3 separate regions of the Mus musculus genome follow, and regions 2 and 3 are each linked to region 1. Evidence: chromatin loops called from intact Hi-C (ENCODE). Cell type or tissue: heart. All regions are shown on one strand. Each heading gives the region's core, and the rest is flanking DNA. Links, peaks and the distances in the headings are about the cores only. Region 1 holds the start of Arrdc4 (arrestin domain containing 4). Region 2 has its middle 61 kb from the start of Arrdc4. Region 3 overlaps Gm34612 (a long non-coding RNA gene).

What was found. Hi-C counts contacts between places; a loop is a spot of excess contacts. Peaks named below come from ENCODE experiments on the same cell type or tissue, not always from the same donor. Only the 100,000 strongest peaks of a DNase experiment are listed, where the experiment ranks them.
Region 2: a loop joins it to region 1, with 2.0 times the contacts of the local background. A loop is called at or near these places in 2 of 42 quality-filtered maps.
Region 3: a loop joins it to region 1, with 3 times the contacts of the local background. A loop is called at or near these places in 9 of 42 quality-filtered maps.

The regions. Positions count from the first base shown.
Region 1 is chr7:68,742,803-68,753,334 of GRCm38, reverse strand. Arrdc4 (arrestin domain containing 4) reads left to right here and starts at 4,097. Exons shown (of 8, transcript NM_001042592.2): 1 at 4,097-4,566; 2 at 8,124-8,190; 3 at 8,406-8,553. The coding sequence starts at 4,269. In heart, for the core only: no CTCF peak of the experiment used is centred there; DNase peaks (open chromatin) are centred at 3,934 and 4,694; H3K4me3 peaks cover 2,336 bases; H3K27ac peaks cover 1,708 bases.
Region 2 is chr7:68,682,809-68,693,340 of GRCm38, reverse strand. No RefSeq gene overlaps it. Among named protein-coding and RNA genes, the nearest start is that of Arrdc4, 61 kb to the left of the region's middle. In heart, for the core only: no CTCF peak of the experiment used is centred there; no DNase peak of the experiment used is centred there.
Region 3 is chr7:68,817,730-68,828,261 of GRCm38, reverse strand. It overlaps Gm34612 (a long non-coding RNA gene), which reads right to left. Exons shown (of 3, transcript XR_391570.1): 3 at 9,568-9,656. Among named protein-coding and RNA genes, the nearest start is that of Gm34612, 31 kb to the right of the region's middle. In heart, for the core only: a CTCF peak has its summit at 4,836 (motif pointing right); no DNase peak of the experiment used is centred there; H3K27me3 peaks cover 595 bases.

The DNA.
Region 1 (10,532 bases), core at 2,028-7,027:
CTGCTTGCTGCGTGAGACTGAGTAACTGCTAGATCCTTGGACTTCCATTCACAGCTGCGACTGAACAATTGTTGGGAATTGGGCTGCCGACTGTAAGTCATCAATAAATTCCTTTATTATCTAGAGACTATCCATAAGTTCTGTGACTCTAGAGAACCCTGACTAATACAGTGAGGTAACACAAACTCATAAAGACATACACGGCAGGTACTAACTTATAAGTTGGCATTAGCCATCAAGTACAAAATAACCATGCTGCAATCCAAGACCCAAAGAAACTAAGAAATAAGGAGGGCCTAAGGAAAGGAATGATGTGCGACTCTTACTCAAAGGTGGGCATAAAATAGACATCAGAGATGGACAGAGGAAAGGAACTGAGTGGGAGAGGGGGTAAGGAGGGAACAGGGTTGGGGATCAGGTGTGGGCAGAGGTGATGACTGGAGAGGACTGGGGGTGTGAATGGAAATCAGTGGGGGCATCTTTCAAAGTAGCTGGAGACATGGGATGAGGAGGACCACCAGGAATCAATGGTGGTGATCATAACTGAGATTCCTACCAGCAGAGGATATGAAGACTGAAGTGTCCACCTCCTGTGGCCAGGCAGGACTTCCAGTGAAAGGAGAAGGGCATCAAAGCACCCACAAAACCTTCTAACTAAAATTTGTCCTGATTACAAGATATGCAAGGATAAAGATGGAGCACAGATTGAGGGAACAGCCAGCCAATACCTGACCCAACTTGAGACCATCCCATGTGAGAAAGCCAGCCCCTGACACCATTAATGTTACTCTGCTATGCTTTCAGACAGGTGCCTTGTATAACTGTCTCCTGAGAGGCTTCATCCAGCAGCTTATGGAAACAGATGCAGAGACCTACAACCAAATATCAGGCAGAGCTAGGGGAGTCTTGTGGAAGAGTGGAAGATAGAAGTGACAAGCAAGAAGGATTAAGAACACCACAAGAAGACCTACAGAATCAACTAACCCAGGGCCATGGGGATTCACAGAGACTGAGCCACCAACCAAAGAGCATGCAGGGACTGGATTTAGACTCCCTATACATTGATGTAGATGTGCAGCTTGGTCTTCATGTGGGTCCTCTAACTATTGGAGCAGGGGTCTCTGACCCTGTTGCCTGATATTTGATCCCTGTCCCCTAGCCAGATTGACCAGTTGGGCCTTAGTGGGAGAGGAGGGTCCTGCTGTAACTTGATGTCCCAATGTAGGGTGGGCCCAAAGAGGAGAAGGGGAGGGGGTAATAGTGGAAAGAATTTGTAAGAGTAGGGCATGGAGGAGAGGATGGAGTGGTCCTATGATCAGGATGGAAAGTGAATTAATTAATGAAAAAATAATTCAAACAGCAGAACACCAAAACAATATAATCTTATCAATAAAAGAGCAAATGATTAGTCCTGACACTTCTAAACAGAAATATAAGTGACATACACACATAAGCACATACACATGCAAACACACATCATAAAGTTTTATGTGTGTATTTCTGTGTTATGTGTGTGTGTATACATTACACTAAACTTGACATAACGTTTTATATGTGTGTATACATATGCATGTGTGTGAGAGAGAGAGAGAGCAAGAGTGTGTGTCTATGTATGAACATGTTCATGCCATGCTATGCATGTGGAGGACAGAGGACAGCTCGCAGGAGTAGTTCTTTCCCTCTCACCTGTAGGTCCTGGGCCTCAAAGTCCAGATGGTCCAGCTTTATGGCAAGTGCCTTTACCTGCTGAGTCATCTCACCAGCCCCAAGAACTACATTTGCTAAACTGCTCTTGCTCACACATCCAGGTGCCTATAGTCTAAAATCATTACTGGCACAATCATTGCTGGCACAATGACTCGTGCTTATAAATGCTAGCACTTAGGAGAGAGAGGGGGTCTGGACACCTGAACTACCCATATTTACTTAGTGTAAACCCTGTCTCTAAAACCTAAAGGTTGGAGATGTGGCTTAGTGAGAGAGAGAGCTTGCCTGCTTTGCAAAAAATCTTAGGTTGGATCTCCAAACCTAGTAAAACAAACAAGCAAAAAACAAACAAGCAAAAAACCAAAATCTTGGTCTCTGGTAGCATGGGATGCCATGTCTACAGTTCTGTCCTGGTGCCAGTCTGTGCATGTCAGTGAACTTTCACCTCTTTCCTAGACACTTAATTTTGAGGAGAACATCTCTCCCTGGAGCCAGTGGAAGATCAGTAAGAGGTCCAGCACTATTCATCTGTCTCAAAACCGGTGGTTGTGATCCATCATTCAGTGTTTGTTAACACACATTGATTGAGTATTGCTTGCTTCTGTGTTAGATACAAAAGGTTAAAAAACAATGCATGAGAGCAAAGTCTTTGTCCTCAGTGGGGGCAATAAACACCGTGCAAGTACATGTTTAAGATCAAGCTGTGCTGTGAAGGAAAGGAAGCAGGGACCATTATAGACACTGTGATCAGGAACCCAAGGGTAGTATTTCGGGACCCCCAGGGCTGGATTTATGGCTCTTTTTACTTTCTTTGAGAAGTGTTAAAGAATCTTTGGACACCCTAAAGCCTTACTAAAGTTACAGTGTTCTTTGAGGGTGTGACTCCTGGCAGGTCAACCATGCTGCAGTGGATGGCCTCTGCTCAAATGTATGAGCAGCACAGATAGAGCACCAGTGAGCTCTATGACAGCAAACCACACTTTAAATTAAATCAACAATTTTGAAAAGAGGACGTGAAGTTAGAATATGGAGGTAAGTATGCGTTTGGAAGGAGTTAGGGGAGGAATGGGGGTAGAATATGAGCAAATATACTGCATGCATGCATGGACTTCTTCAAGAATAGAAATATTATACAAATGAATAAATAGATAGATAACAATAAAAATGCCCGTGTTGATCATCTAAACTCAAAAGAGTGCAGTAAAACAACCTATACTTTCAGAGCCTTGGAAAGAAAATATCCTTCAGTTTCAATTTTCAATTATCAAACCTTGATAACAGCTTACGCACTTAGAATTTTAACGAGGGGAAATAAAGGATTACAAATTGATAGACAAATAATTACACATATTTAAATATTCTAGATACCAAAAGGCTATCTAGAACGGTGTGAATTAAAAAGAAACCAGCAAGAAGAGCTGTGGGTTTGGGGAACAAGTCACGGAGACAGCTGGGCATGTTCTAGGACTATGATCCCGGGGTTACGAAATCCTTTTGGGTGGGGCACTTGTGTGTCAAGTATCGATCTTTTTTTCCAGACATAATATTTGCACACTTTACAACTTATGCATGTATATAACGACCAAATAGAGTATTATTCAGTCAATAATGGAGTCCTTCTGTTTGCATCAGCACCAATAAGTGGCAGGTGCTGTTTTAAAACCACGACCTTATTTAGAGGCAGAAGAACCAGAGACGGAGTCTGGCTGGACTTCAGCAACCAGGAACAGAACTTCTCAGGACAAAAGCACTAAGAATCACAGCATTCTTCCAAGACATTGGCTCTCAGCTAGTACAGGAATTCTGTCTGAGACCCAAAGAGGTGTGGCTCAGAATCATGAAAGTTAGCAGATTCTGATATCTGCTTTAAAGTTCCAAGGCAGCCAGCATAAAGCGAGACTCCTGAGTTCCATTTTCCAAGAAACCTTTTGCTGGGCACTCTGCAGAAGTAATCTTAAACTGGGCCTGCTGCAGCCACAAGTTCATGTTCTAGTACAAACTACTCTAGCCTCTCTGAGCTGGAAAGCCCGCCCCCACTATAACCATAGCAACGCTGACACCAATGCGCCGGTGAGCCGGGAACCGCCCCCTCCCTAACAGATATTGTTTCCCATCCTCTGTCCACATGGGCGCACTGCCTCACTATTGGTCTGTGGCCCAGGACTGTGCCTTGCTCCCACCAATAAAGGTCCTGTGCACGTGCACTATGGTGTCTCCCGATTGGTGAAGCCCTCCTGATCACGCACCACCGTCCTGCTCAGCCTGGTGTGGGGGCGCCAATGAAATGACTAAGTGGCCATGTACAGCCAATGGGAAAGAAGCAGGTTTCGCGACTGGCCAATGGCAGTGCTCTGTAGGCGGGCCGTGTCAGCCCCTTTCCAGTCCCAGTGGGGTGTGTTAAAGAGACAGGGCCCCAGTGCGGGTGTTTCACCCGGCTGGGCGCTGTGGCCGTAGTGGCCCTGGGTGTGCGGCCGGCGCCCGTGACAGCAGCGTCGCGGAGCCGGCTACCCCGACCTGGGGCCACTGCGGATCTTGGTGGCAGAGCCGCATCGCCTGGCGGAATGGGAGGCGAGGCGGGAGCCGATGGTCCTCGGGGCCGTGTCAAGAGCTTGGGGCTAGTGTTCGAAGATGAGAGCAAGGGCTGCTACTCAAGCGGCGAGACAGTGGCCGGGCACGTGCTGCTGGAGGCGGCAGAGCCGGTGGCCCTGCGCGGACTGCGCCTGGAGGCCCAGGGCCGTGCCACCTCTGCCTGGGGCCCGAGCGCTGGGGCCAGGGTCTGCATCGGTGGGGGCTCTCCCGCAGCCTCCTCAGAAGTGGAATACTTGAACCTGCGGTTGAGTCTGCTGGAGGCCCCAGCTGGTGAGCTTGGAGATCCCCAGGGAGGGGGGCGGGAAGGGGCGCGTCCCTGGGTGCTGGGTGGCACTGAGGGAAGCTTCTGGAAGGGGAGTCATCTGCTGTCACGGGGGAAGGGCAGGAGGCCAAGCCTGTGCCCCTACCTGGCTTCTAGGAGGAGGCCAGACCCTTTTGTGTTGGTGTGTACCTTTGAACTTAGCTTCCTGCGATCTTCTAGTAACCTATTACAGAATCGTTGCCATGGAAACCCGCCATCTGACTGTCTGGGTTCTAGGTCCTTCCTCACCTGGAGGCATGGAAGGTGGAATTGGTGACATTCTGTTATGTGGTGCCCAGAGTTTGATGGCCTGCTGCTCCTGCCTGTCCTGGCCCTAGACACTCCCGGGTTCATGATGATTTACAGAAAACTAAATCTTGGGAAAAGGGAAGTGGTACTTGGGTAGTTCGAGAGAAGTGTCTCCTCACTGGGGAACATGAATCTCACTAAGAGCCATCCATTGCTGTAGCTCCCCTTCCTCTTACCTCTCCCCATTCAGAAAGGCCTTTGCAGACAATGCCTGCCATCTGGGCCATTTCTGACTTTTCCAGAAGTGCCCATGCATATGTATGTTGGGTTCATGTGATTGCATTTCATCATGAAAATGCTAGTAACCGTGAGTCAGTCTTCTCTCAGTGGAAACTATTGTAAACTTCTATCTGTCTGCCTCATCATCTTGGACCTATCAAATGCCTTAAGCTTACTACCTAGTGCATCGTATCCTCCTGTGGAGAAGTACAATGGTGTCCAGATAAATCCTCAAATATGTGCCTAACGAGAGCTGTATTTTGGATAATGGGGTGTGGCAGGTGAGAGCTCTACCTGCTTTAATGTCCTTTCCTCACTGTGGATTCCAGGAGTCTTTTCTCCCAGTGATTAATAACCAACAAGGATGTTAAAGGTGGCTGACTGGAGGGAAGGCCGTGGCAGCGAGAGGTAACCAGGTTTCTGTTTAAGATTCGGCCCCTGCGCCTGTAAGGATGAGAACTGAACGCTGCTTTGGTAACATCTGGGCTAACAAATAGGTTTTGACTCACAAGTAAGATCTTGTTGCTTTGTTCTAATGAAACAGCTACATCTAGACAGCTGCCAGTTTTCCTAGAATGTGTTAGCAATGGTTATAGTTTGCTTAAAGTCAGCTTTTATTTAAGGAGTGGGGGAACATTTCCCCCACATACTTACAACTTGGAAGAACTTAGCAACTTGACACAGATTCTCAGGGTCATTAACTTCATAAACTAGTTATCATTCAATGACCTAGGGTGATCTTTTTTTTTTTTAAATAACTGTTGACCCCTAGGATCTATTTTAAACTGTTGGATCTATGTTTTAAAAATCTTCCCAGAATATTCTTTAAAATTATTATTCTTATTGAGCCACTTACTATCATTGTGCCTGAACCACTTCAAGTCCTTATGAAAAAAGATCGTGATAGAAAGACCTAGACACCTCGGCCGAAGAGATGGCTCAGCCATTAAAGGCTAGGCTCATAGCCAAGGATATAAGAAAGTCCCAGGGACCAAAGCAGAGAATTAGCTTCAGTTCATAGGCACCCACCAGAGTGTGACCTTACACAGCCCCTCTCGTCCCCTCTACAATGTTTCTAGATCCCAGGGCTCATGAAAAGGTTTCATGAAAAGCTCTGGTTGGAAGGGCTTTGGTGGATAAAGCAGCTTCCTTTAACATTGTAGCCCTCAGTGGACAGGTGGAAACAGTGAGAGCCATAAAACAGAAGCAGAAATGGCCACACCTTACATCTTCTGAATGTTTCTAATTAAACATAAAAATTAAAAAGAGAAAGAAACCTTTTTACTCGGTATTACAGCGTTTGTCCGTTTCCTCAAATTGGTTTTCTCATTTGAAGTCCTGTAAGGCCTGGGTTGGCTTGCTTCTTGAGGGGCTCTTCATCTCTCTTGATCACTTTTTAGTATGCTAGCAACTCTACATGCCCGTTCCCTTCATCCAAACTCTACCCGCTCATCTGTATTCTGGTCCTCAGCTCCCAGGCCCACCATGAAGTCTCAGGACTTCAGGACTCTGTAGTCTTTACTTGATGCAGATATCCATTCCCCTTTCCTCCAATTGTTCTTTTGAGGACCGAAGTATTCATCCTCATTATCACCCGAGCTTGCCATTTAAGTCCAGTAAATCCACACTGCTAAACATTTGTGTGCACTTTGTCATGTGTCACATGGCGATCACACTCTATCTCAGCTCTGCGGGCCTAATGAGCCCCTTGGAAGCGATAAGGTACAGAAGTGTCCCTTGACTCCAGGCCTCTAGCTCTGCTGAGACCCTCCTGAGGCTTGTGTGGCCGTCCACTCCTGCACGTAGGGAGCCTCTGGGATGCACACTGCATCACACCATGTAATCTGAACCTGTGTTCTTCTGACTAGTTATTGTTCACGTTGCCTTCAGGTCACCAGCCTGTGATGTCTTTCTTTACAAAGTGGACCCGAGTTCCTTGTTTCTCCTTAATGTGAAAAGTAGAGAGAAAGGTTTAGGAGACTCGTTGAGTCAGTGATGCATTCTTATTCTCTAAAGGCACAGGACTGAAATACTGCGTTGTTGATAAGTCAACCAAAGAAACCCATCTTGTTAATGGTTTTGACCACATAAAGTAGAAACAAATTCAGGTAGCAAGACAAATTCCGGATCAAGTTGTCTGCCATCTTTTCTCATCGGATTACCTCCACCCATAATGTATAGCTTTTATGATCTTGAAGGGAAAGTCTGTCACATGCCATAGGGAGCCACTGACCAGAGTGGCAGCCACGGGCTCCACTCTGAATCCACATTAAACAGATTGACTATGGAGATTCATCATAGCTTCTGCTGGTGCTTCTGGTCTTACGCCATCCATTCCTGGACTTTGGCCATTGTTCAGTAACAAATCCGTGCATGAAGTTGAAGGATGCTATCAGGAACAGGAGAAGGGAAACCCCATCACTCTCAGTAGAGCTAACGGGTGAAGAGCTGGCCCTTGCTACTTTGGCTGTTTTGTTTATAACTATTACTAACACTGTTAACAAGTTTTCTACCTCTGTTCAAAGAATACATAGAATGAATATTGTAGTGTAACTAAAGACATGTAACTTGTCAATTTGTTGTAGGTACAATTTAATGTTGATATCTCATGTTAGTAAAATTAATGTATGTGTGTATACATGTGTCTGTATATGCACATATACTGTATTTATTTATATATTATATATTACAATACAATATATATATATATCATATGTACATTTTACACACGCACACGAACTTTTGGCCCTAGATAATACTTTATGATAATTGTATAATTGGTCATTTTGTAGATAAAAGGGGTGTGTGTGTGTGTGTGTGTGTGTGTGTGTGTGTGTGTTGTTTCTTGGTAAAAGACAAATTCTAATTTAATTCTCTCAGTCTGCTTAATGTACTTAGAGTGTATTGGCAGGAAAACCACCTTTTAAAAATGGCTTAGATTGTGAGAACTCGTGATTTACTGCTGGCCTTCGTTAAAATGCAGTATGGTCTTTTTCAGGTGAAGGTGTCACCTTGTTACAACCAGGAAAACACGAGTTTCCCTTTCGCTTTCAGCTTCCGTCTGAGTAAGTGATGCTATGTTTTCCATTTCCTCCCCCTGCCTTACATCCATTATTTGAGCACCCGGTGTTCCCCAACACTGAAGTGTGTGTGCCAATCTGTGGGACCCTCCCTGTGCTTATTGTTCTTTTCCTCCTTAGCCCACATTTTAACGGGTGCTTTTCCTGGCTCTGAATAGCTGAAAATAAGCTCATAGAGCAATATCTTTGGTTTATTTCAGACCTTTGGCAACATCGTTTACTGGGAAGTATGGCAGTATTCAGTACTGTGTGAGGGCTGTTTTGGAACGACCCCAAGTTCCAGATCAGAGCGTCAGACGAGAGCTCCAGGTTGTCAGTCACGTGGATGTCAACACACCGCCCTTATTGGTAAGCTCTGCCCTTCCCTCCTTTCAATAATGATGCCTGCATTTAGTCACTGTCCGCCAGTTCAGGAAGCACAATGCAACCCATAGGCGTTCCCTATAAAGATATGATTCTAGGTTGGGCAAATTACAAATTGTGTGTATTAATGCTATTGATTATATCCCTGCTGTTCAGGGCTGCTTTTGCCAAAAAGTTACACAGGCTTGAAATGCATTAATGAGCCTTAATAACAATAATGCAAAGAAGAGAGGGGTTACTTTACCAGCACGGCCATATTCTCAGGACTGTGGCATTCTAAACTCTCCAATAATAGCAGGTTGAGGAGCAGTAATTACGAAAGAGTATTAATCACACTCAGCCTATTATTGAAGCCCAGGCCATTATGCTATGTATCCCTCCATTCTGCATGTCATTTTCTAACATTAAGTAAGTGTGTGCAGCTGCTGCCACAGCCCTTTCACTTACCATTCCTTATGACAGATTTGGCCACATTAAGGCATTGAACTTCTAATAATCATCAGGAATACTGTAGGCTGGTAAGGAGGATCAGGCTATAAGGAACAACAGAATAGGCAAGATGGGGACTAATGAGCTACATTCTTTTATCTGCACCCATATTATCAAAATAATATAAAATTATACCTTCTACTTTCATGAAAGCTGCTAGGACCAAATGGGTCTTCATTTAAATATGAATGAATGGTGTTATTTTTTACTTCATAGATAATAATGCTGGGATCACTTAAACTTCCCATCGTCCCATCAAGACACTGATGTGGGAAAGATGTGGGTTTTACGATTAGATGTTTCTTTTTCTAACTAATATTTTTAAAGACAAGGGAAAAGCTGGGAGCTAAAAGTTTGTTAGTTCTTATTTTCACAAGAAGTAGAATAACTGTGATGACAGATGAAAGACGTGCATGCATGGGTTAGGCAGCTCCCTGCTCCCTGCTCCTCGCTCCTCCCTGCTCCCTGCTCCCTGGCACAGGCCCCCTTGAACGGCTTCTTAAAATCCCATTTGGAAAAGCAGTGGCATTAGTAGCTTATATCTTTTTAAGCTTGTGTAGAGTTTTAAAACTGTCTCTAAAATTGCCACAGTTTTTACAGAAAATCACTTATTGAGGTTTGCTTTTTGTCAAAAAGAGATACTTGACTTTAGTATAACATCTAAAATAAATGAATAATAAAAGCTAGCCTGCCGCCGCATTTTATAGAAAGCTTGAAGTTTTGTGACCAGAACAGCTGAGTTGTTTTGCTCACTTTGAAGAGTAGAATCCTATAGTGGGCGGGAATGGGCTTCCCCACATTTTCAGGCCTGCTGACACAAGGTATGTGGATACCTTTAAAGCCCCCAGGCTAGTCCCAGGAGACCTGAAAGTTCTGTCTGATATGTAAGCAAAAAGACTGTCTTCTTATCCCGTGGAGTTTAGCCAGGCAGTGTAACATTTTGCTTGAAACAGGGTAAAGATTTCTGGTTCTTTGCATTGCCTTAAAACACAATTCTGTCACACTATTAAGAAAGGCCAGGGGTGTAAGGATGCTTGCTCTGAAAGCAAGAAAACTAGACTTGAGATTCTCAGGACCCATGCGGAAGCCAGGAGTGAACACACATGCCTTTAACCCTAGAATTTGGGGATGGAAGCCGGTGGATCCCAAGGGCTCACTGATAGGGTAGCCAGCCTAGATTAAAAGGCAAGCTTCGGGTTCACTGAGAGACCATGTCTCAAAAAAAAAGAAAAGAAGAAAGTGATAGAAAAAAACTCTGGACCTTTTCCTCTGCCTTCTGCATGTCCCGACATGGATGTACACACCCCCGTGTGCACACACTGTGCATATGCTACACCATACCCACCATGTATATAATGGCAGATCTGTAATATTTACAGTATGAATAGGACCCTTGGTCACTTTTCTAAAGGATAAAGTTGGATGATGTCACACAAGCTTGAATCTGAGACTTCATTCTAGTTTTCATGAGAAGG
Region 2 (10,532 bases), core at 3,341-8,340, 61 kb after region 1:
TGTGTAAAGGCAAAAGGAAAATCGCTAACAGTCTCCATGTTAAGGTGTGTGTGTGTGTGTGTATGTGTGTGTGTGTATCTGTGTGTACATGTGTGTGTATGTGTGTGTATCTGTGTGTATGTGTGTGTGTGAGTGTGTGTATGTGTGTGTATGTGTGTGTGTGAGTGTGTGTATGTGTGTGTATGTGTGTGTGTATGTGTGTGTATGTGTGTAGGGAGAGAGAGAGAAAGACAGAGAGACAGAGAGAAAAAGAGAACAAGGCCACAGTTCATCAATTGACCTGGTTGACCTGAGATCTCCTGGACAGAGCAAGCATCCTCTGCATGTTGCACTTGTGCACTAGGAGGTCATATCGAGGTCACCCATAAAAAAGGGGGAACATATCAGGGGAATTCCAGAGCATCAGCTGACTGCTCAGTCAGGAAGCATCTGAAAAAGCATTCTTTCTGTGAGGACAATGAAGGGAGAGCCACTGGTCACACTCATAAGAGGTAAAACGGAAATCACAGAGTAATGAGAGAAAATAGTCGGGCACATACCGAATTTTCACTTTCATTCTCAAGGATCTAGGTTGCAGCTGGAGGGAAAACCCACAATGGGAGAAGCAGGCCCTTCATAGGGCCAGCACAGAGCAGCAACTGAAAGGAGTGAGTGGCCAGGAACCACTGATGTAATCCTATTTTCCCCTTTATCCTTATTTCCTGGGTAGTTGTCTCCATAATAATAATATTATGTTGTTCCACATAATTTTCAGGGGAGGAGTGAGGGGGTGAGGTTGATGGGGGTTAGCTCAGGACCTTCCACAGACCAGGCAAGTATACTACATCTCAGCTATATCCCCGGAATGCTTTCCTATTTTTAATTTTGAAACAAGAGCCTTACTAAGTTGCTTGAAATAGCTTTTGATAGCACTCTGCATAACCCAGGCAGGCCTTGAATTCAGGATTCTCCTGACTCAGTCTCCTAAGTGCCTGGGATGACAGGTCTGTGTCTCCAGGACTTGCTCTACAGACATCTCAAAGAAAAACATTCTTTAAAAAAGAAAAAAAGGTGATCCCTTGCTAAGAAAGACGAAAGAGAGCTGGGAACATTGATCAGTGGGTACAGATATACGTAGGCCCAAGAATCTGAGATTGATCCCTGTATCCCAGAAGGTGGCACAGGAGAACTGACTCTCACAATTTGTGTTCTGATTTCTATGACTGTGTTGTTTCATATGCATGACTACACACACACACACACACACACACACATACACACACACTACCACACTTAGTGCTGAGTCTTCATATGAACACTTACAATTAAATAGAAAAAAATCTTGACCTTAGTTCCCCAAGTATATTTTTTGTGTAATAGGAAGTAAAATTTGACATACAGTAATGTGAGACATCACTACACTCTTTTATTTAAGGAAATATTTTTATTTTTAAAAATTATTTTAAAAAGACATTCATATCCTTTCCAAAGTAGATCAAGAATATATATCAATAGTTTCTTGCCCTCAGAATATGCACCAGAGAGGAATAGCTAGGATTAGAGTTGAATGCACTAGTTATTTAAATACAGCTCCTTTCCTCTGACCACCAAGTACTAAACAGAAGCTTCATAGAGAAGGTGATTGCAACATCAAGCCAACATCAGCCCAACCCATTTTTATGGAACCTGTACTGGTATGTATAAAGAATGATCATCTATTATAAGCATTTATGAGCTAAGTCTCCATTGTTCTCTCTGGCTGGGAAAATCCTCAGAGCACAATATAACAGTACGTAAATTCAAATCCATTCTGATTGAGTCATTCTTTTGCTCAGTTCAGGAAAGAAAAAAAAAAGAAAAATATTAACCTGTGCTGTGTATGGTATTCAAGTTCAACATACATTGAGTTTATTGCTGAGTAACTGAAATGTCCACAGGACATAGTTAATGTGTTAATAGTTAGGGATATTTGACACTTAGAAGGAAGCTCCAAGAACTGAACAGTGTAACTCAGAAATCTTAGAATCCCCAGTGGAAAGTGAATTACAGAATCTGGCCACCATGCCTGATACAACTGGTCCCTCTAGGCACTATCCAAATGTGCATACATACATATATTCATACATACATACATACATACATACATACATACATACACACATACATACATATGAATGTATATACATTTATGTATATATACACATACATATTATATATACATATACACAAAACCACAAGAGATATGTATATGCATATATATCCATATATGTGAGACTTGATTTTATCTTTCTCACATCTTGAGCTGTTGAGCTAAGTGTGGGTGAAGGATTAAGAGCTCTGTGGCCTGTACTCTCTTCTTCCTCTGAGCCCATCAGAACAAGCCTCCAAGTCTCAAATGTATAACACTTTCCAGAGCGGTTGCCTTTATACTGCTGTCATGAGATGCCATGACCGAAAGCAACTTAAGGAGTAAAGAGTTTATTTTGGCTTGCCGTTCCTGGGAGTGAGAATCCATCACCGCAAGAAGACACAGCAGCAAATGACCAACCGTTGTCCTGGAAACCAGGATCACATCGTTAAGTGCAAGCACAAAGACAAAATGGAAAACAATTAATAGGGTATGTCTATGAATTGCCAGAGCCCACGCCCAGGGACTTCTTCCTGTAGGTGCTACTAGGTACTTAGGTACCACTTAAGCCTCTCCAAACTCTGTCACCAACTGGAGATTAATCATTCGAATATCCTCACTGAACCTATGACACTTCTCATTCAAAGGAAGGAACTGGGATACAGTTAGAAGATACTGGCCCAAAGACCAGCAGACAAACACCAAGTCCTATAGCTTCATGTCTAGTATCTTTACTTCCAAAGGGACCAAATGGTTCTGCACCCTCAGCTTTGATGCTTACACCACACGTCTCTCTTTTGGTCTGGTTCCATCCCATGCCTGCAGGTCTCCTTGGTGTCTATCTCATTTCCAATGTCTTCTGACTTCCACTGTAACACAGGCTTTACTTTCATATCTTCATGCAATAGCCTCTCACAACCTTTTCCTCTCTTGGGGGTCTTCACCTAGAGGCTCCCCTACCACTCACTGCAAGGTCCCAGCAGCTCCCTGAAACTGCAGAGGAAGAATTCATGACTCTTTCACTTTTATACTTCATGTCTCTAAGGTCAGCGGCAAATGGATGGCACTGCCAAGTTGAGCTGCTTGCTTAGGATGGAGAGTAGCCTCCTTAAGTCATATTTAGCAATAGCCCCTTTATCCAGTTGCTTTCAAGGAGCAGAAAACACTGTAGTAGAAAGCTTATCTGGGCAAGGTCTTTCTTATTGGCACCTCTTGTTTGTTACGGTATAGATCAGGAGTCCTTTATCTGTAATTATCTCCACAGACGTGGCTGCAACATTAATGTTCCTACTGTTCTTTTCCTCTACAAATTGTACATTTCTTATTTCTTTCTGCTCCGTTCGCCTTTTTTCACTGTAGACCTGCAGAAGTATTATCAATAATAACCACCCCACAAACTCAACATTACTTCAACAATCTTGACATTTCCTCTGCCCAAAACATCAACCCATTACTTTTACTTTCAGCCTTGTGCAAGTTTTCAGGGCATGAGAGGAAAGCAGGCATATTCTTTGTCAAACTACCACGTGAATAGCCTCTAGCCCAGACACTATTATCATTCCCTGCTGAAACTTCCTGAGCTGGTCTTTCACAAACCACACTGTTGTCAGATCTACTGTATTCCAGGTTCCTAATGGAATGGCCCTTTTGGCTTATATTATTCAATCACTTTTCTTGTCTAAACTTCCTAAGTCTTCCACGTTTCTCCAAAGTTCAACATTCACAGGGCCTTCATACTTCATTTATAGCAACAACATGCTACCTGGTATGAACTTCTGTATTACCTACTTTTCTATCGCTGTGATTAAAAACGCCATAACTAAGGCAACTTATAGAAGGAACAGTTTGTCTGGTCTTATAGCTCTAGAGGGGGTAGGAAGACATCACAGCAGGGAAGCACGGCAGCAAGCACCAGAGATTCCTTCCACACCAGCAAGCATGAACCAGAAAGAACAGGAAATAGCACCCTCCTCCAGGGACACACTTCCTCTAGCAAAACTGCACCTTCTAATCCTCACCAAACAGAACCACCAGCTGGGGTCGAAGTGTTCAAATACATGTGCCTGTGGGGGACATTCCTCAAATCATCACATAGCTCAAGGAGAGTCAGGAAGTTCATGTCTGGGAGTCTTATTAAAGGCTGTATACTCAAAGCAGTTCAGAAAGTATTTCATGTAATCATTACATATTAATTTTCAAAATCAGAGGCTCAACTCAACCAAATAACATAGCAAAGGCCATGACAGTGACCAATAGTGGGCCTATGGAGATGTCCTTCAGCCATCTTTCTCAGGAAGTGTGACCAAGCTGTTTTAGATCCATAGAGGTTATACAAGGTTTCCTCTCACCTGAAGGGCATTTTTGGTTTTCTCTAACTTCACTGTCTTTTAGGGTTTTTAGTTTCTGCCCACCTGATGTCTGAAATAGTCACTGTCACTTGCGTTCCTATTTCCTGAAGATGAGGCGGTTTCTATTTGCATTTTTATTTCCTGAGGATGAGGAGGGAGGGTCTCTTAATGCCCTTTTGAGTAATTCAGGAATTTTCTTCTATGATTTATTTGTTAATATTATTTGTTCCTTTTTACAGTGAAATCATTTGACATCATGTTGTCAATTATTGAATGGTCTGTTATACATAGGAATAAATTGCAAATACATTATGTGTGTATACTCCTTACACCCTGTTTTCTTTACTGTTTAAGAGTACAGAGATCTAAGTGATCATTTCCTATTTATCCTTTCATGACTTCTTTCTTTTTCTTTCTCCTTTTTTTTCTTTTTGATAGTGTTTTTGATAGTGTCTTAGCATGTAGTTCTGGCTATCCTTGAACTCCTGAGTTCAAGTCCAGTGCTGGCATTAGGGACATTTGTCTCCATATCTGACTCCAAGAACACAGAGCTCAATTGCTGTTTTGTTGATGTTAAGGATTGAGTTCAGGGCACTGAATATGCTAGGCATGCTGTCTAACATTGAGGTACATCCCTCTTTGTGTTTTGCTTTGCTTTGTTTTGTTTGTTTTGTTTTGCTTTGCTTTGTTTCATTTGTTTTGTTTTGTTTTGTTTTGTTTCATTTGTTTTGTTTTGTTTTGTTTTGTTTTGTTTTGTTTTGTTTTGTTTTATTTTCAGACAGATCTCATAATGGAGCCCAGATCAGCTTGAAACTCAGTCTTCTTGCTTCAGGGTGCTACAGTGACAAGACAGTCACTATGTCCACCTGAAAACATTTTCAAATTATCATCTGTTAAGTATTCCAAGCAAGAGATTTTGTTATGAGATTTACACACACACAGAGCATCAGGATGGGGGTCCGGGGAGAGAGGGGCTCTGTTGTTCTGTTCATATTCACACCTTTATTGGTTTTTCAATTTCTCATCTTGGGTCCTATTTGTACCTTTATACAAAGAAAACCTTAGTCCACCCCAACATCATAAAGACATTTTCCTACACATTTTTGTAAAAGAAAAATGTTTCTATTTTTACATCTTTGATTTTTATACTCTGGGGTCAATTACCATAGAGATGCATACACCATGTCCTTAGTTTTACCCCTTAGATGACCAGGAACTGCAGAGAAAATTTTTAATTAGTTCAAGCCACTCCCTTTAATTCCATCCTCTTACAATGTAGGGAGGAACTGCTTCTCTATATTTAGAAATTTCTTCCTTTCTGTAATGTGCCCAGGCTTGGATTGCCTGCTTGTGTTTATTTCCTGCTGATATACTCTGTGTATTTTGTAAGGTCGCTCTAATCCTTTTTGGAATGAGGTAAAGCATAAATAAATAAGAGCCCCATCTCAGGACCGCCTCTCTTCGTGCCAGAGTTTTCAGGCCTTGGGCCTGTGGGGACTCCACTTAATAAATTACTGATTGTGTGTATCCTGAAGGTAATGGAGCTTCCAGAGGTGCAGAACAAACCGCCAGAGAGTTGTTTAAGTACTGGGAAAATCTGGCCTGATACATTATTCCAGATCTATATTTATGTTCATGGCTTACAAAGCACCCCAGGGCCCTCTGGGATAAGGAAAGCTGCATGAATCTAAGAAAATATTATTAAATGGATTTATTTTGGGTTGCAAAAGAGTATGTGGCTCTCTGGAGAACCACTGGCGGGGAGTGAATTATTTTCCGCAATCTCTAACACTTGTCTTCTTAAGAGTCTCTCATTGAACCCCTGGTGCCCACCCTAATAGTGCCAGTTAATCCTGTTGCTATAGTTACAACAATTAATTATGTGCTTAACTAGCCTTACTGGTATATTGCAGCGATTCAATTAAAAACTGATTTTATTCTTATTGTATTTTCAAGATTTTTTTTCCATCCTTAAGCTTTGGAAACTGGCCACAATGTGGGTTGAAAGAGTCCCAAAGGTTGTTCAGTTTTCTGGTGGTGGCATCTTTGGCTAGAACGTGATGGGACATGGCACCATTGTCCTGACATGGACTTTTGCTACCAGAGCCAAAACAAACATTTGGAAGACTGATTCCAACAACTAAGTGAATCATAAAATTAATACCCTGTCGCCATCAGCTACTAAGAAGAGATTTAACCCCTCCTTCATTTTGGTAATGCATTTAAATATTAATGGGGATATGTATACAGTCCTAAATCAGTGGCTGTGGCAACCCTTGGTCTGACACACTGGAACCCCCACAGTCCTCAGCAGCTGTGCCATATGGTGACAATTGCCTGAGAGGCCAGGCGGACTTAGAGGCAGAGGACACATCAGAGCTTCAAAGTGACTGAGACTGGTATCTTCAGGGATCTGTAGTTGGATCAGGGGAACACCTGAGGGAAGTAAAGTTTTAAAAAGACTTCTTTTTATTTTTATTTTTTGAAATTAAAGAAGGTATCCCATCCAGAGAACTAACACTCCTGCTCTGTCTACAAGTTTTAAAGGAATTTCTCATTGCCATGGCCCCACGACAATGACAGCTACTGATGAATTTGGACAGACTAATCCTTTGATTTCTCAGATACAGAAATTGAGTCTGTCGAAGCACTGAGCTCCTCTTCATGGGGTCTGAGCTGGGTGGCCCAGCCAATGTCACACTTGACTTCCTCCTCTCTTAGTTCTGACTCTTTAATTCTCTCAATTTCTCCAAACACCCATTTGCTCTGCCCCCCTTCCCCTGATGACCTCACAGTGTCAACCGAGTTCCAGTCTACACCTTTTGGAGAGAGTATCTAAGATCTAGCCTTGTCCCTCCCTCATCAGCCTGGACCACTTTCCCTCCTTGTTCTCCCTTCACACTTCTGTGTCTTCAGAAGTGCCCCTCTTCTTGGCATCTTTCCTTCTCAGCCTCTTAGCTCTGCCACAGGACCCACCTTTTCTTCTGCCAGCTTTATTTTCCTAGACTCCCTAGAATTACTCTCTCACCAGGCTCTTACCCTGGCCTCTTATCACACAATTTCACGGTCAGCACTCCATGTTGTGGGTAGACAGCTGATGAGGCCAATGTTGAGTGCAAATAAAACAATTTATTCTTTGCCAGAAGCCAGTCTTCGGATTTGAGAAGAATCTTCAGTGTATACAGACTTCCTCCTCAGCTTGCCACATAGCTGTGGTCTCATAGTGTCACCCTCTTTCTCTAGGACTCAGAGGGACCTAGGAATGCTCTGCCATTCTCCTTAGCACAGAGTTTGTCCAGACCCACTGGAGTCTGGCATTCAGAACAACTCTTCTGTTGCTTCAGTTAGACAGGGCATCCACCTATGCCCTTTATAGACAGGTCCTGTCTTAGGTACAAAGTCAATGCATGACAGGCACTGAACGCACTACATTTCTGTAGCAGAATTTGCTTCTTTAAAATCAGATTTTTTTCCTGCAGCGTTCTCCTAACTGAAAGAAATCCTTCTGAAATGGTGTGTGTGTGTGTGTGTGTGTGTGTGTGTGTGTGTGTGTGTAAGGGAGAGGATAGATTGTTTACATATGCACTCACAGAAGGAAGACTGTTTTAGGCCGTATTGGGATTTTTCTCAGTAATTTAAGAGATATTTATTAAGTGTCTTATATCTGCAAGGCACTGTGTAGGTGTAAATATTATCTATCTCCTAAATAAATATTCATTAAAGAGTTCATTTTAATATTCATTAAAACAAGTAGATGAATTATTTACTCACTTGGGGGCCATGATGAGCTCTGAGAAGAAAGCAATACTTTTTGTTTCTTTTGTGTCCCCTGAATGTGTAATGAATGTTTACTGGGTGCTGGGCACCAAATGGGGCCGAGGGATACAAGCTAAGGAATACTTTAGGCAGTCAATCCCTATGGAAGCAAATCAGCATCTGATGATGAGAGCAATAGGTATCGGAAGGCAATGGTTATGAGCTACATTAGTTTGGCTCGGTCTTATGTAAGCCAGATACTGATCGTGTGCTGGCCTGCCTAAAGTAGGAAGACCCTAAGGCCACTGTAGCTGGGAGATACTTCCGTTGGGGTCCTCCTAGGAAACCTACTGGTTTCTATTGCAACCATACACTTGACTGTGATTTTTTCTGATATGCCGAGAGTCCCTCACCTACCACATACACATACCCTTTCAAAAACAAAGAGATGCTCAGCCGGACGGTGGTGGCACATGCCTTTAATCTCAGCATTTGGGAGGCAGAGGCAGGCAAATTTCTGAGTTCGAGGACAGCCTGGTCTACAGAGTGAGTTCCAGGACAGTCAGAACTATACAGAGAAACCCTGTCGCAAAAGAAAAACAAAAAACAAAAAAAACAACAAAAAATAGCACTAAGCTTCAACATGTAAGTGGGTAGGGCCCCTTTGCATTGCCTGTTCTCATTCCGTGAAAGTACTTTTCTCTGCAACAGTCCCTTTGGCTAACCTTATCTCTTACTGCTGTGTAATAAGTTTTCTGTAGTCTACACTCTATGGCTACACCATCTTATTCCTTCCCAGCCATCTCCTGGGATACCAAGCCACAGCTCAGCAGAAGGGACCTCATCCATGGGTCATCCCAGACTCATGGTTGGGATTGGCTTAGTGCTGACACTGCCTAATGGTCTGTCTTATTGCCCAAATAGCCCTTCTGTGAAATACTGTATCCATATTAGGATTCCCACCCTGTATTTTATCTGTTCTACCTCTTGACACATGTGCTACAAGCCAACCTGGGTTCTCAGATATTGGGGGGTGGGGCTGGGCTGGGGAGGCTCTTCTACTTTCTCTCTCTTCTTTCTCTGCAAAAGGCATTGCCCACCTTGTAGTACCATCTTGGTCCACTCTGAATCAAGTGTTGTCAAGTCAGCCAGGCTAGCTACTTACTCTGTTGCTTTATATATCATGAATTGTTTCTCTGGAGGCTCCCTGGTCCTTCACACAACCGCACCCCCATTTCTTCTTTCTCTACAGTTGCAGACTGCTTGAGTGAAGTGTTCCTATGACTATGACTTAAGCCAACCAAAGTAGGTGAAACTTTGCACTTTGGTAGTATAAGGGAACTTCCTTTTTCTCCCTCAGCTTTTTTAAGGGGAGAACTACCTGTGTGAGTTTACAGATGGCCTGGCCTGCTCTCAAAGACCTGGATCAGAGGATGAAGTGAAGAAAAGGTGTCACTGGGACCTGAATGACGTTCCCTTATGTCCATCTCTATCTTCCTGCATTATAATTAAAACATCAAGATCCAGGCAACTTGTAGAAGGAATTTAGCCCACTTAGTTTAATTTTCTTAGTCTGAGAGTCCCAGAGCACTGGAGTCCATGACGGTGGAGACAGTGTTGTGAAAGACAGCAGAGCCCAGGCATGACTGCTGGAACAGGAAGCTGAGGCCACAAAGCAAAGGAAGCAAATAAAGTAAGAGAGACTATTTAATGTCAACGCCAACACAGTGAGGCCCCCAGGTGACATACTTCCTCAAGCACAGCTAAAGCTAAACTTCCTATAGAGTGCCACCAACTGGGGGGTCTGATTGTTCAAATGCCCAAGCCGTGAGATATTTTTTCTCATCCAAACCACAATGAGAAATAAGTAATAAAGATCGTATCAGTGTTGGCAGAGTGTAGTGACACATGCTTTTAATCCTAGAACTCAGAAGGCAAAGTCAGGGGTAGGGAGATTTCTATGAATCTGAAGCCAATCTGCTCTATGTAGTAAGTGCCAGCCACGATTACATAATGAGACACTATCTAAAGACAACAACCACCACAACAGAAAGGTTTGTATAAGGTCACAAGGTGCAGCCCTAGTGTGACAAAGTTCAGTATCTTTGGGTGAAGAGACAGAGATGAGGATTTGCTTAATTTTTCTCCATGAGAGGACATAGTCTACAAGCCAGGTGGAACATCAACACCAGAACCCAAACTGTAAAGGGCCCCAATATCGACTTCCCAGCATCCACCATCCAGAACTGTTAGGAAATGGATCCCCATCAGTTAGATCTCCCAGACTGGGACATTCTATTTTGGCTACAAAGCCACACTAT
Region 3 (10,532 bases), core at 2,058-7,057, 75 kb before region 1:
GAACTACTGAACAAATCGCTCACTCAGTAAGATGCCTGCCTTGCAAACAAGAGAAACTGAATTCACCCAGACCCACTACCCATACCCACTTTTAAAAATAGCAAATCCGAGTGTTGAGGCTTATAATCCAAGCACTTGGGAATTAGAGAGTGGCAGATCCCTGGAGTTCTCTGGCCAGCCAGCCTAGTCTACTTGCTAATGTTGAGGCTAGCAAGAAGGACTGTTGAAAATTAAAATGTAGAAGAGGCAGATAGCAGGTGAGGGATGACACTCAAAGTGGTCCCCTGGTCTACACATGCAGAAGCACACACATGTGTGTACTTGCACATACGAGAACACACACATCTGGAATAGCTCTACTTAAGTGGAGGTGGCCCAACATTATGTACAGGAGATGCATAAAACAAGATGCCTGTCTGATCAGATAAGTGGCAGTCAAAGCAATTTGGAGAAACAGTAGACCCTAAAACAAGATCTAGAGTGGGTTCAGATAGAGGATGTAGGTCCATTTCCTTATATCAGCTATAAAACCACCTATCCACCCCACCCCCCCAGGGAATACCTATTTTCATTCTGTCGACATCATTGCTGACACTAACAGTGCGCACCAAGATTTTCCTTTGGGAGAACTGAGTTGCTATCAAGAACAAGGTTCCATATGCCTCTGTTCCACAGCTAAAGCTGAAAATCTCCATGAAAACAGACATCTGACTTATAAGGGCTTCCCATTCCAGCTGAGGAGTAGAGCACAATTAAGAAGCCCAGTTCCCTTCCCCCACCCCACCCTCACCTCCTGACCCCCATTTGCCCTTTTCTTGCAGTCCTTGCAGACTCTCCAAAGAATGTGCCTCGGTCATGTGCCCTAGAGCAGCAAGACTTGCATCACTTTTCATCAAACTATGAGAAAGGGTGGCAGCTCTTCCAGATACCAGTGCATTCATACCCCATGCTTTCTGGATTTGATTAATTATTTATAAACTATTCTTTATAAAGAACATGTCCGGGGCCTCCACAGTTTACAGTTATCATCCTAGCCATGGTGGCCCACACTTGGAATCTCAGCACTTGGAAGGACAACATAAGCACATCTCATCTTTCAGACATACACACACACACACACAGAAAGAGAGGGAGAGAGAGAGAGAGAGAGAGAGAGAGAGAGAGAGAGAGGCATGCACGCAGTGTGCTCACATATGCACACAGACCATAAAGAAATAAATAGAGAAACTAATAAAACTTTATTACCTTTTCATTATTTTTAAATTTTTCATACAATATATTTTGATCCTATTCTCCTCACCCAAGTCCTTCCAAACCCTCCCCATGTCCAATGATAGAGGCTTCTTAGACTATGCACATATACAAAAGGAACTTAAATGGAGTTACCATGCGTGGTGATTTAAATGAGAACAGCTCCCATAGGCTCATGTGTTTGAGTAGTTGGTCCCCAGTTTGGGAAGGATTGGGTGTGTGGCATTTTGAAGGAAGTGTGTCACAGAGGACAGTCTTTGAGGTTTCAAAACCCACACGCCATGCCTACTGCATGCTCTGTTTCTTGCTTGCTGTTAGAGGTGTGAGCTCTCGGCTCTGCTCTGAGCATCTGCCTCCACTCTGCTCTGACTGGCTCCAAGCCTCTGGATGATCACAGAATAATAGGACATTTTTAAAAGTCTAAATCTCTAGAGTCTTTTCCCTAGTGATGGGGATCAAAGAGAGGACTTTGAACAGCAAGGGCAATGCTCTACAACTGGAGTCCTTCCCTGCTTTCAGATTAAACGGAAAAAACAAGAAGCCAAGAGTATTCAGAAGCCAGCCTAGTCATCCCTCCCTCAGCCTGCCATGCTCATGGATAGCAAGGGTGTCTGTGAATGCAAGACCGTGCTTCCCCTTCTAGGTTTCCTTCAAGCTCTCTGTGCAGAACGCCTGCTCCTTTATTGGTGTGGGGCAACTCTCCCATCAGCTTCCACTGAAATCAGCTATGTAGAGCTCAAGACGCTACAGTGAGAACTTTCAGCATACACTGAACTCCCTCCCCAGACACATCCTACTTCAGTTGGTTTCCTTTTGGGCTTCGACGCAAAACGTTTACGTCCGTCACTTTTTTTTTTTTAAGATGTATTTATTTATTATATGTAAGTACACTGTAGCTGTCTTCAGACACTCCAGAAGAGGGCATCAGATTTCATTACAGATGATTGTGAGCCACCATGCGGTTGCTGGGATTTGAACTCGGGACCTATGGAAGAGCAGTCGGCGCTCTTAACCACTGAGCCAGCTCTCCAGCCCCTATGTGCGTCACTCTTGACGACATTAAAACATAATAGATGACAGTAAGCATGTAAATGTTGTGTTTGGTTCTGAGACAGGGTCACGTGTACACCAGACTGGTGCTGAGCTCACCATGTGGCTGAAGATTACTTAGGCTTCGGATCCTCTGCCTAAGTACTGGGATAATGGGCACGCATAACCACAGCTTGTTTGCTCAATCCTGGGCTCCAATGCCTGGACTGACTTCCTGCATGCAAGGCTAGCACTCTTAGCAACTGAGCTACAACCCCAGCAGGACTGTTTAAGCTGAGGAGGTATTGCAGCTAGGTAAACTTATTTCTCAGCGTAGGTTGTAGCTGAGCATCTCCCCATCACTGAGCTGTAGCTAAGGAGGCAGATACTGACATTTTGGGGGTTGACCGTGAGAATTCTATCGTATAAGTGTAAGAGGGGGTGCTGATGCTAAGGTCCTGATCACAAATTGGTTCTTGATTTGTCAGTAAAGAAAGCTGTGGGCAAATTGCTGGGTGAAAGGTAGAGTCGGGACTTCTGGGTCCCTGGAGGCAGGCAGAGGGGCATGAGGAAAGAAAGGGATGTTTTTGCCATGCTTTGAAGCAAGAAGAATACAGCAGCCATGTGAGGTCTCAAGTGGAACTGGGGCTAGTAGCCACTACTACAGGTGGGTGGTGATGGATGTTTGGCTGGGGCCGGATGGGATTGGCCAGTGACATTTAGGGCAGGTGGAGAGACTGAGTTAAGAAATTGAAACGTGCACGCTTTTCCTAGCGGGAGATAGTAGTGCCCAGCAACTGTGCCAAGAAGGCAAATGGTAAAGGAGCAAACGTGTGTGTGTGTGTGTGTGTGTGTGTGTGTGTGTGTGTGTTTTATCCACATATTCAAGGGAAGCTTGGAGGTGGCTGGTAACAGCCCACTTCCTGGAGTAAATGTGGTACTGAAAAAAACTACATGCAACCTATCAAGAAAGTTCATTTGGTCCTTCTATCATTCCAGTTTCTTGTCTGGAAAGAGGATGTAATTCGAGAATTTTAGCAATTTTCTTGGATTATGAAGGAACACGGAGGATGACAGAGGTCTTCATTGGAGTTTCTATGGCTGTCAAGAGACACCATGACCATGGCATCTTTTACAAAGGAAAACATTTAATTGGGACTGGTTTACAGGATCAGAGGTTTTGTCCATTTTCAGTCATGGTGGGAAGCATGGTGGCTTGTAAGCAGACATGGTACTGGAGAAGGAGCAGAGAGTTCCACATCTGGTATTGGCAAGCAACAGGGAGAGAGAGAGTAAGCCATTAGGCCTGGCTTAAGCTGTTGAAACTTCAAGCCCACCCGCAGTGAAACACTTCCTCCAAAAGGGCCACACCTACTCCCACAAGGCCACACCTCTAACAATGCCACACCCTATGAATTTATGATGGGCATTTTCATTCAGACCACCACAAGAGGCAAGGACAAAGGCCTCAGAACAGGAAGTCAGAGACACTCTGCTCCTCTCCTGCACTCAAAGGATTGCCACGCCAGCTCTGTCAAAGTTTTATCTTATAATATGACTTGCAAACTTAAAGCAATACCTCTGGAGGCTAATGCAACGTAAAGGAAAGGGGGAATTACAGAAATCACACACCCAGGAAGCAAGGACCATGTGAGAACATTTCTCTGGACAAGTTGAGTCCAATGTCATGCTCCTGATTGCTGGACAGCACCTCAAGACAGCACTGAGGTACGGTATGTGGTCCATGCTCTCCAAAGCAAAGAAGAGCCCAAGGGCCAAAGAGAAGACGTCATCACAAGCTCTGTTCGTGCAACTGGACTTCATCGTAACAGTCATAGACACTGCAGCTGGCTTTAAGGAAACGACTTAGAACCGCCTCTCCAGCTGCAGACAGGAAGACAAAGCAGCAAGATTCCGCAAGGCCTGTGGAACCTAGCTGGAATCCAGGTGAGGCCCATGGTAGCCTGACCCAAGAGGGAGCAAGGTTCTGGAGATAAGTGGCAGAGCTTGCCAGAACCAGAGTCAGGACAAGGAAATCAGCTTAGGTTGGCTCATGCTGTGTCTTGGATCCCTCGGATCAGGACCATCTTATTTCTTATGTTAGACAAGCTTTGTATCCGTGCCTGTGGGTGTGTGACTATGCTAGCCTGGGCCCAGCTGTCCCTTATGAATACATTTAGAATAGTTCTGTCTCCACAAGGCTGACACATCACATGAGAGGTTAGCACCCAATGAGAATTAATTTGCTGAGAAATTTTCCAGTTTCCTGTGTAGGTGGAAAGCAGCAACAGGTGAATATTGAATAAACAAGCACATGACAGAGACCTGACAGGAAAACAATCCCAGCCCTTGTCCAGTCTGAAATGCATACTTCTCAAAGAGCAATGTCAGCTTAGAAGCTCTTCTGAGGTTTAGTGTATGGAGACCTCTGCACACAAATAAGCAACATCAGTATAAAGAGAAAGGACCATGTTACAAAGAAGCATCCAACTGAATACTAAGTGCAGGTCGAACTGTGCCAGCCAACAGGCTGCGCATATGCAGTTACAGTACTGGCCACAAGAGGGCAGTCTAACACGTTCGCGCCAGAAGCAAGGCAACAAACAGGAGGGTGAGCCTAAAGGCTTGAAAATGACCAACACACACCCTCTGCCTGGGAATTCTCTCAATAAAGAAAAAAGTACACGGAGTACAAGCGAGGGTCTCATCTATACCTGACACTAAGCTTTAAGAGTGAAGGTGAAATTTATTTAAATCTACAAGTAGAATTAAGTTATGATGGAGCTACAGGTAGAAAAGGTAGACTATAAACTATTTTCATTTAAAAAAATTAAGGTTTAATATAAACACCAAACAGGAAACACAGGCCTGTGTATGGATGCACAGTATGCTGAAAGGGGAACCACCGAAAAGAATTTAAATTAACTTTTCTGCAATTCCTGTGCGGTTTGCTTCTGTTTTTGTTTGATCAGGCAGACTTTCTAGGAAGACATAACTGAGATTTATAACTTTAAAAGGCTACACAAATGAGGAGCAATGGACAGCATGAACAGCCAGCTCCTGGACCTGAGGTAAACAGCAAAATAAACCTGTGTTTCAGATAGATAATAAAATCAAGAGCAGAATTTTAAAAAGGAGAAATGGGGAGTGGATGAGGAAATTAGGCACTTTCTAGGAAACATGCCAAATGCAAAACTGACCTCAGAAGAGGCAGAAAACACAAACGGAATAATAAGAATGGAGAAATCAGTAGTCACTGTGAGATTTATGAATGAGTTACATTCCTATGACCAAAAACAAAAACAAAAACACAACAACCACCACAAAAATAACCATGTAATTTGTTAAAAGAATAGTTTTGTGCCAGGCAGCCTAGTGAAGAATTTAATCCCAGCTCTCTGGAGGCAGAGGCTGGTAGATTTCTGTGAGTTCAAGGGTCAGCCTGGTCTACATATTGGGTTCCCAGGCCAGCCGTGGCTATAGACAGAGGAAAAAACAACTTCAGTGACGATGATAATGTTTCCTGGAACAATCTTGTCAAGCACTGATGAGAACCTGGAATCAATCCTTAGCACCAAAAGAAAGAAACATAAAAAGCTGGGCAGTGGCGGTGCATGCCCGTAACCCCAGCACTCGGGAGGCAGAGGCAGGCGGATTTCTGAGTTCGAGGCCAGCCTGGTCTACAGAGTGAGTTCCAGGACAGCCAGGGCTATACAGAGAAACCCTGTCTCAGAAAAAAAAAAAAAAAAAAAAAAAAAAAAAGAAAGAAAGAGAGAGAGAGAGAGAGGGAGGGAGGGAGGGAGGGAGGGAGGGAGGGAGGGAGGAAGGAAGGAAGGAAGGAAGGAAGGTTAAAAAATTAAAAAGCAAGGTTGAGAAAACTAGGTATATGTGAGCTCCATTGTATCAGATGTGAAGATTCAATTGCACAGTATGACAGCTTTCTGGTGTCAACAGTCTGGTGGGGCCTGGGGAGAGCATTGCAGGGCTTAATACTGTGGTTCTGGAGCCAGACTCTTTGGCCTTGAATCCCAGCTCCAGGGCTTTGTAGCTAGCTGTGTGACTGCCAGCCGTGTCCTTAGCTTCTCTTTGTGTGCCTCAGTTTCCTCATCTGTAACTTAGTAACAGTGGAGAACTTATAAGAAGGGGCTGATTCATACCAAGCACATGAGAACAGTACCCACTCATCTTAGATGCCTACAAAATATTGCCCACGGTGATCTTTGATACATGCAGGTGCCGCTTGGAGTCCAGAAGGGTTCAAGCATATCCCCAAATCAGCAGATGTTACAGCCTCTTATTTAAAATGGTGCCATGCTAGCACAGAACCAGCACAATCCCCCTGAACACTTTCAGTCAGCCTCAGTTTGGTTATAATGTCAAATACAAGGTGATGCTCCTGTGTAAGTAGTTGTTATTGTGCCTGGATCGAGGACTAGTGATGATACCATGGCTTGTACCTGCTTAGTACCAGTAGGTTTTTTGATTTTTGGTTTTTGGGGGAATGTTTTGTTTTGGTTTTTTGGTTTTGATTTTTAATCCTAAGTTTCTTTGGCTAAACCCATGGATACAGAGGGCCATCTATGTTCAAACAAAACAAAAACAAAAAACAAAACAAAAATCAAGAGAAACAAACAAAAACCCCTCATTATGCCTACAAAAGCACTTCAAGCAGTTCTCCTGGAAGGCTGGGGCCAGGGGATGCTGGCAGAGGAAGTCTTGCTGCAATCTCTCTCTCTCTCTCTCTCTCTCTCTCTCTCTCTCTCTCTCTCTCTCTCACACACACACACACACACACACACACACACACACAAATTGAAGACCTAATAAGATGGCTGATCAGGTAAGAGACCTTGGTGGGCAACATAATGACCTGAGTTCTAATACCCAAGCCGTGGGAAAAGCCAGGGTGGTTGCATGGGTGCACTAACACCAGCACTGTGGGTGGCAGAGACAGGAGGATCTCCAGGGCTTGTTGAGAAGCAGTCTAGCTTCAGGTTCAGGGAGACACACTATCTCAAGGAAGTAAAGAAGGGAATGATAGAGTGGGGTCCTGTGGTCCTCCTCTGGCCTCTGTACATGTGCATACACCATCTAAGCATGCATGCACACATACAGACAGGGAAAGAGAGAGAGAGAGAGACAGACAGACAGACAGACAGACAGATAGACAGACAGACACAGAGACAGACACAGAGACAGACACATAGAGAAAGACATGGAGACAGAGAGAATGTTAGAAGAGTTCTCCATCACTACATTAATATCTTCCTGCCATAGCGACTTTCCTTGTAGGTTTCCAGCAGCCCTCCCTCCCTGCTTCTGGAATGAGGATCGTTCAGTTTGTTCCCAGCTTCCTCCTCTGGTCAACGTTGCCATACACAGCCTCTGCAGATCTGGCTCTCAGTCGCTTTTCTCCATTTTGCATGCTTTTTCAGGATGTTTTTATTTTACAATGTGAAAGAATGCTTGAACCAACAGCAGTAGGAACAGGAGGAGCATTAGGCTGCTTCCCAACCGCAAGATGTGTTGACAGTCCTGTCTGATGCTTAGCACAGGACCTGTAAGGTGCTTCGGTAGGTGAAGGAGCAGCCCAGAGGTCAAGTGTGGAGTTCAATCCCTAGTTCCCACATGGTGGGAGAAGAGAACCTAAAGCTGTCTCTGACCTCCAAGTGCACACTTTGGCACCCCCTTCCCCACCATATTAAATTAATTGATAGATAGGCAGAAGTGTTTAAAGATGTAATATAGAATAAGTCAAGTGTGGTCGTGTATGCCTGTAACCCAAGCACTGTGGAGGTTGGGGCATAAAAGGTACAAAAAAAAGACAAGATAGTGAGTTTGAGGCTAATCAGAGCTACATAGCTAGATCCTGTCTCAGAGACAGAGGCAGAACTTGTGAAGGGGTTCAGGCAATCAAAGAGGGGAGGTCAGGCCACTGTAAAGCTGAAGGAAAGAAGCCCTGAAAACAATAATATGTTTCCCTCAGGAGACTTGCAAATTATAAATGTACATTTGTGGTCTGCTTGAATGTGTCTATATCATGGCACTTACTGCCGATGGGAAGTTTAGGGGCAAACTACACCTAATTTAAACATCATGAAGAAGAAGCCTGTCCCCTGGTGTACCTGGCAGTGACAGACTATGGGCCTAGACAGATTCATCGCCAGGAGCTACCTACCGTCTGTCCTGTGTCCTTCCTTCCATCATTACCAAGGGACGCTAGCCTTTGTGAATATCACCCACAATTCAATTCTTTGTCTCTTTTCTAACAAATATAGTGATGAAAACCTGCCCTTCAAGTAAGGAAATTCTCTTAGAGAAGTGGGATAGTATCTGTCTATCTCAGAATTTTCATGTAAGTCACGATCCACTGTTTAGACCCAATGGAAATCACAGAGAAAATGTGCAATGTGCACACACTCACACACACACACACACACACACACACAAAGACAGACAGACAGACAGACAGACAGACACCGACAGAGACAGAGTCAGAGACAGAAGAGAGACAGTGATAGAGACAAAGAGATAAGAGAAACAGACAGACACCGACAGAGACAGAGTCAGAGACAGAGAGAAGAGAGACAGTGATAGAGACAAAGAGGTGAGAGAGAGAGAGAGAGAATGAGAGAGAGAGAGAGAGAGAGAGAGAGAGAGAGAGACCTTCCTTCTGGAGATCCCTCAGTTAGAAGGAAGGTCCCTTGACATTCTGTCCTATCAGGAAAACAGAGATGAGCAGTGCAAGTCTCCCTTACTAAGTACCAAGGCAGAGGGTTATTTTTGTTTAATGGTACTGTAATGAGTTCCTCCTAGGAATAGATAACTTAGTTTGAGAAGAAAATGAAATACATACATACATACATACATACATACAAACATACACACATGCATGGCCAGTCTTGAGTACCTTCTGCTCATTGTGGTCCATAGGTTAACAACCTCAGCATGAATATCTGTGAAAGAGTGGGCACACAGGAACATATTCTTGACCGTCAGCACAGGGTTCTAGAACTTTCTGGCATAAAGCACTCATCTTCCTTCCTCTCAGTTCCTCACCTTACTCCTGATGCTTCCTCATTTCCCTTTGACTGAGCCCATCCCCCCTGAGGAACTAACACAAAAGGTAAGAGAACTCTGAAGGTTGTGAAACTCTTCCTTGGAAAGTAGTCACCTAGTCACCGAACTGATGGTCGCAGCTCACTCTTGTGGAAATTTCTCTTAGAGTGTGTTCCTCTGGTACCCAAGGTTATCGTACCCGAGCTGGGCTGAGCTAGAAATTCTTACACAGAGCACTTGGCATGTCGGCAGCACAGGATGTTGGTGCATTCGAAAGCCATCTCAGTCATCTTTCTTTTGCCATTTTCTACTTGAGTCTGGAAAGATAAAAACACAAACCTCATGTTTGCTATACTTGGATCAATGCAGCATAACTCAGTTCTGATCTCCATAAGTGAAGTGGGCTGAACCATTCAGAACCCTACTGTAGCTGGGCTGCCCTCCAGAGATAAAGGCTAGCAGAGCAGGTGCCCTAGAGAAATTTAAAGATTTAGCCTCTGCATTGATGAGCCTCTAAATAAATGACATCGGCCATCCCTCCATCCAGATTTCTTGCGCTGTGTGCAACAGAAATGAATTCCCTGTTTCCTAAGCTAGATTTTTCCATGGACAAATTCAATCCCTAGACAAAATGGCACAGGATATAAAAATGGAAAGCTAGCTGAATAGAATTTATAATATCTTAAGGGAGACAGGCGTCCAATCAATCCCTTCAAATACTAAGCAGATGTGATGGTTTGTATATTCTTTTATTTATTAGGTATTTATTTCATTTACATTTCCAATGCTGTCCCAAAAGTCCCCCACACTCTCCCCCACCTACTCCCCCACCCTCCCACTCCCACTTCTTGGCCCTGGCATTCCCCTGTACTGAGGCATATAAAGTTTGCACAACCAATGGGCCTCTTTTTCCACTGATGGCTGACTAGGCCATCTTCTGATATATATGCAGCTAGAGACACGTGCTCTGGGGGTTACTGGTTAGTTCATATTGTTGTTCCACCTATAGGGTTGCAGATCCCTTTAGCTCCTTGGTTACTTTCTCTAGCTCCTCCATTGGGGGCCCTGTGATCCAACCAATAGCTGACTGTGAGCATCCACTTCTGTGTTTGCTAGGCCCCAGCATAGTCTCACAAGAGACAGCTATATCTGGGTCCTTTCAGCAAAATCTTGCTAGTGTATGCAATGGTGTC